Regions from separate parts of the Mus musculus genome. Here region 2 is linked to region 1. Evidence: chromatin loops called from intact Hi-C (ENCODE). Cell type or tissue: gastrocnemius. All regions are shown on one strand. Each heading gives the region's core, and the rest is flanking DNA. Links, peaks and the distances in the headings are about the cores only.

What was found. Hi-C counts contacts between places; a loop is a spot of excess contacts. Peaks named below come from ENCODE experiments on the same cell type or tissue, not always from the same donor. Only the 100,000 strongest peaks of a DNase experiment are listed, where the experiment ranks them.
Region 2: a loop joins it to region 1, with 3 times the contacts of the local background. A loop is called at or near these places in 6 of 42 quality-filtered maps.

The regions. Positions count from the first base shown.
Region 1 is chrX:169,318,117-169,321,026 of GRCm38, reverse strand. It overlaps Hccs (holocytochrome c synthetase), which reads left to right and starts at 655. Exons shown (of 7, transcript NM_001331049.1): 1 at 655-1,051; 2 at 1,437-1,589. The coding sequence starts at 1,478. Gm15246 (predicted gene 15246) reads right to left here and starts at 632. Exons shown (of 6, transcript NM_001361166.1): 1 at 330-632. In gastrocnemius, for the core only: no CTCF peak of the experiment used is centred there; DNase peaks (open chromatin) are centred at 574, 1,174 and 1,418; H3K4me3 peaks cover 2,136 bases; H3K27ac peaks cover 2,325 bases.
Region 2 is chrX:168,658,921-168,661,830 of GRCm38, reverse strand. All of the region lies in intron 10 of Msl3 (MSL complex subunit 3), which reads left to right. Among named protein-coding and RNA genes, the nearest start is that of Msl3, 13 kb to the left of the region's middle. In gastrocnemius, for the core only: a CTCF peak has its summit at 1,844 (motif pointing left); a DNase peak (open chromatin) is centred at 1,831.

The sequences.
Region 1 (2,910 bases), core at 256-2,755:
CTTGAAAGGACTAGGCGGTGGAAGTTTAAGTGCGTCTACTTAATTATAGCACTTTATTCCACAAATAAGCACAAATATCGCTTGTTCATTAAAAAATACAAGTTGAGCGGGCGGTGGTGGCGCACGCCTTTAATCCCAGCCTTCAGGAGGCAGAGGCAGAGGCAGGCGGATTTCTGAGTTCGAGGCCAGCCTGGTCTACACAGTGAGTTCCAGGACAGCCAGGGCTACACAGAGAAACCCTGTCTCGAAAAACCAAAAAAGAAAAAATACAAGTTGACCTTTCAAGAACCTAAGGAGATGACTTAGAAAAACACAGCGACGTGCCTTACCCCTCGGAAGCGACACCCCGCGGTTCCCTAACTTCTCACCCTGAGCGGCTTACCGGCCGGCCGGCGGAGTTAAAAAACACCGCCTGGCCCGTAGGGGCGGAGACGGAGAGAAGGCTCGGGCGCCTATAGGCCGCGGAGCGAGAAGGGGTGGACCGACCCGCCCTTAAACACACCGCCCCGCACGTAGGGGCGGAGACGGAGAGAAGGCTCGGGCGGCTCGAGGCCTCGGAGCGGAAGGGGGTGGGAGCGATCCGCCCGACCTGACGACCGTTCCTCTCCTCAGCGCGAGCTTGCCTCGTGCTCCCGGAAGTCCCGCCTTCGGAACAGGAAGTAACGGCGCCCGAGAACGCCGGCTGTGACCGGACGTTAGCGGTGACCCCGCGTGAGGAAAAACCGCGGGTGCAGCCGAGCGACTTCGGCTGGGCGGTTCGACGCGCTCGCGGCCGCGCCGCGCGGGACAAGTCGGAGCGGAGACTTGGGGGCAGGGCGGCGCCCGGGTTCGGCTGGAGCCGGCGGCTGCCGAGTGAGTTCGGCTGGGCAGGTTGACGCGCTCGGGGCCGCGCGGCGCGGGACAGTCGGCGAGGTGACTTGGGGACAGGACGGCGTCCGGGTCCGGCTGGAGCCGGTGCACTGTGCAGACCGCGGTGCCGGTGGGACGCGCATAGACGGGAAGGCAACACTGGTGGCTTCCTGCCCTTCGCCGCTCCTTGCCTCCCGTTTTGGTGACTTTTTTTTTTTTAACCTTCCTATTTTCCCTGAGGCGCCTGCCCTACTGGGAACACGGGTTCGAGGCTAGTTCAGTGTATTTTCCCTTGGACCCCACCATCAAGACTACACCCGTCTTCACGACGTGGTTGCATCTTACAAGTTTCCAGACTCTGGCACGGGTCCCCAAATGGTGGCATAGGCTTCAAGGTATTTTCCCAATGGAGGCACTGTTTTCAAAGTGTCCCCTCACCACCCCCCACCCCCACCCCCGAACCAGTGCCCTACCTCTTACTCTCCCAAGGGATGGTGAAAAAAAGCCAGGGCCAGCCAGGATCAGAATAACAAGGGGATATCAACTGTTTAGCCTCCACGTTTTAATCTGATTTCTTGCTTTGGCAGCTGGGTATTTTAGATTGGGAGTGACCCCTGTGATTCCAGCCATGGGTGCCTCAGCATCTTCTCCTGCTACTGCAGTAAACGCCTCGAATGCTTCAGATGGTCAGCCAGCTTCACCACCTTCAGGATGCCCGATGCATAAAGGGCAAAGGAAAGGTAACTTGCCTGTCTCGAAAATTAAAAGAAAGCTAGTGATTCTAGAGCGGTGGTTCTCAAACCTTCCTAATGCTGGACCCTTTGACCCAGTTCTGCACGTTGTGGTGACTCAACCACAACATTATTTTCCTTTCAACGTCATTACTGTAAGTTTGCTTCTGTTCTGACTCGTCATGGAAATATTGTTGGAGATAGTGCGTTGCCAGAGGGGTCAACCCACAGGCTGAGAGCCACAGTTCTAGAGTTGTAGCTTGGTAGTGAGGCTTGCAAAGCGGGACTAAGGCACTCTGGGGCTGGTCCAATTTGGCTGCTCACTAGATATTATCATAAACAATTTTTTTTATATCTCACAGTCTGTCATCTATGCAATTTTTCCTTAAATCAGCCTTGTCTTTCCAAAGTTTACCAGTGCCTACATCAGTGGCTTTCAGCTATGCATGTAAAGAGCCATCATTGAATACATATTTTGGTTCTCACAACTGAGAGGAAATGGTTCTGCTGACATAGACTGGGGTGGTATTAGATAGTGCTAAATAGACATCATACAGCCTCAGACATGGAGTCTTTGGTCCATAAATAGTAAGGGTGCCAGAGCTGAATAAACCTCGGTGTAGCTGTTTGAAATACACTACTCCCATATCTGTTAAGGTCTTCATCTAGGTCAAAATCAGCCTTCACCAAGTGAATTTATAGAGCATTATGTCAGTGCTAGGCTGGAAACAAAACAGTTCTTTAATGAGTGCATGTCTGCTGTAGACAGTTGAGACCGGGACAGTGTTGTATGCTTACTGAATGTGCATGTTGTTGGGTCCTCATGCTTCCAGTGTCACCATTCCTCTTTCTCTCCTCGAGCCAACTTTCTCCAAGAGGTCAGCACTTATCCTGTGACAAGCATTGCTGGGTTTTGTTTCTTCACTGAGAGAGAAGTAGATATAGTAGACAAAAATTCTTTGCCCAGGAGAGTTTACATTATCATGTCTATAAACCAGTGTGACTGTTTTATAGCCAAGGAAAGAAACTAAAGCTCAGAGTAATTTATGTACTTCAAGTCATGTAGCTAGTAAGTGGCAAAGTTGGTGAAAATTCTGTGACCTTGGACAAGGACAGATCCCATGGTCTCCTAGTATTTCTCCTAGAAGTTGAGACAAATCAGACAAAGCACGTGTGTCTTTGCTCTGAGCTTCTTTCCTCAAGTAGTTCTCTGCATGATTTATATTTTATCTATTTTAAAGACTTGTCATCCTGGTTTATTTGCATTAGTAAGAATGTGAGTGTTTGTAGGAGACTAAAGGGCTTCCTGGTTATATGATGTGGAAACTGT
Region 2 (2,910 bases), core at 323-2,822, 660 kb after region 1:
GACTGTGAGCATCCACTTCTGTGTTTGCTAGGCCCCGGCCTAGTCTCACGAGAGACAGCTATATCAGGGTCCTTTCAGCAAAATCTTGCTAGTGTATGCAATGGTGTCAGTGTTTGGAGGCTGATTATGGGATGGATCCCTAGATATGGCAGTCTCTAGATGGTCCATCCTTTTGTCTCAGCTCCAAACGTTGTCTTTGTAACTCCTTCCATGGGTGTTTTGTTCCCAATTCTAAGAAGGGGCAAAGTGTCCACACTTTGGTCTTTGTTCTTCTTCAGTTTCATGTGTTTTGCAAATTGTAACTTATATCTTGGGTATTCTAAGTTTCTGGGCTAATATTCACTTATCAGTGAGTACATATCATTTGAGTTCTTTTGTAATTGGGTTACCTCAATCAGGATAATGCCCTCCAGGTCCAACCATTTGCCTAGGAATTTCATAAATTCATTCTTTTTAATAACTGAGTAGTACTCAATTGTGTAAATGTACCACATTTTTTGTATCCATTCCTCTGTTGAGGGGCATCTGGGTTCTTTCCAGCTTCTGGCTATTATAAATAAGGTTGCTATGAACATAGTAGAGCATGTGTCCTTCATACCGGTTGGAACATCTTCTGGATATATGCACAGGAGAGGTATTGCGGGATCCTCCGGTAGTACCATGTCCATTTTTCTGAGGAACCGCCATACTGATTTCCAGAGTGGTTGTACAAGCTTGCAATCTCACCAACAATGGAGGAGTGTTCCTCTTTCTCCACATCCTCGCCAGCATCTGCTGTCACCTGAGTTTTTGATCTTAGCCATTCTGACTGGTGTGAGGTGGAATCTCAGGGTTGTTTTGATTTGCATTTCCCTGATGACTTTTTAGAGTTTAATGAAAACTTTTATTCTTAAGAGCCACATTTTAGGTTCTGTGGGCCATGTGATGTCAATTAAGATGAATCAACTATAAAGCAGCTTCAAACAATATATAAATGGGATGTGTACTGTGTTTCAATATACCATTATTGTGAACACTGAAATATAAATACTATATGATATGCATGAGCTAAAAATATTCTTTTAGCTTTAATAAATTATTTATAGGTGACCTAAACCAGCAGGTTGTTCTGTAGTGATGGGGTCCTAAGAGAGAGGAGCAGGAGATCAGAAGATGAAGAGAGCATAATACAGAGAAAAGAAAGTTTAGGATCAAGTTTTCTTTCACAGTCTATTTGTTATGCCAAGCAAGTTTATTAAGAACTAAATTGGGACAGAGTCAGCAGAAAGTCTTGTTCGATGGACTAAGTTAGAGGGAAGTTAATTAGTGTTGCACGAAGGGAGCACTGGGTATCTCAGGAGCATTACAGACCAAACACACAGCAGCCTTGTGACTGATAACCATAATCCCCCTTGTGGAAAATGATGGCTTCGCAGGATCTGAAGCTATTTCTTTTTTTTAAACATCTGATTCTCCTCCAGGAAGAGTAACCCTAATAGCCATCCCTTTGAAAGCATGCCAGCATTAGGCTAGCCGTTAAGCCCATTTACTTGAATGCTTTGCCACTACAGGCTTTGTATTTATGGGAAATGGTATTTCTCTCTTTCTTTCTTCCTTCCTTTCTTTCTTTCTTTTTCTTTCTTTCTTTCTTTCTTTCTTTCTTTCTTTCTTTCTTTCTTTCTTTCTTTCTTTCTTTCTTTCTTCCTTCCTTCCTTCCTTCCTTCCTTTCTTTCTTTCTTTCTTTCTTTCTTTCTTTCTTTCTTTCTTTCTTTCTTTCTTTCTGGGCTTCTGAACAGTCAGGCAAAGACCACTTCCACTCAGATCAGTACTGCCATCTAGTGGTTAATGGTAGAGCAGAATGCTTTGTGGTAAACAGTGAAATTCAGCAGGCTTTTGGGACTCAGGAATCTATAGTGACTTTAAGGACGTTTCAGAACCTCTTCCACGATGGGTTTTAACTAGGGCTATTTATCCAAAGCACTCATGCCCCTTTCTTCGAATACCAATTGCGGATTGAATTTGGGAAGGGTCTGGATGATCACATGGCTGGCTAAGATGCACTTTGGTTCTCATGGAGAATCTCTGTACTAATTACAAATGCCCATCTCGTCCCTCTGAGCAACATTCGATCCAGAAGCAATTCTAAGCTTCCTGTGTGGGTGGCAAGGGTTCGATGCTAAGTTGGTATGAAGAAGTTAGAACTGGCTGCCACGGATGAGATAGGAAATCTACATGAAGGCTACAGAAGCTTGAAGGAGGCTGGGGCCTTCTTCTTGGCATCCCAGAGCACTTGTGAACTTCTAGTTTATTTTATTCGGGTTGACGGTGCCAGCATTTGTGATATTTTGTGGTTGGGCACCCTTCTGCTTTTTCTCATAGAGGATTTCCTGCAACATAAGTTCTTCTGTGGTAATAGAGCTGAGACATAACAAAAATGGACTAGGCTTTGGCTTGCTGATGGACTAAGGTATTTCTAGAGAAACTCACCACAGAGTTCTGAAAGATAGCTCTCAATTTTTTCAAAATTCCCAGTCCATCTAGCAGTCTGAAAATCTGAGTAAAGGTAGAGAAACTAACTCTGATATGATTCAACTTAGTTTCCAAAATGACTCAAAGAGCAGGAATTGATATATTCTTGGTAATATTTCCTGTTTGAGGGAGGAGGGCTCAGTGCTGTGATAGTGTGAATGTGAAGCCTTTTTGAACACTAGGTCCCTAGCTGGTGGTACTGTTAGGGAAGATTGTGGGACCTTTAGAAGGTGGAGCTTGCTGGAGGAAGTGCGTCACCGGAACTGAGCCTTTAGTTTTTATAGACTGGCCAGATTTCCTGCCCACTTTCAGCTTCCTGACTTGATGTAGTGTGAGCAGCCAGTCTCCCAATCCTGCCAGCATGCCTTGCCCACCAAGATGGAATGTATCCCCAGAAGATGA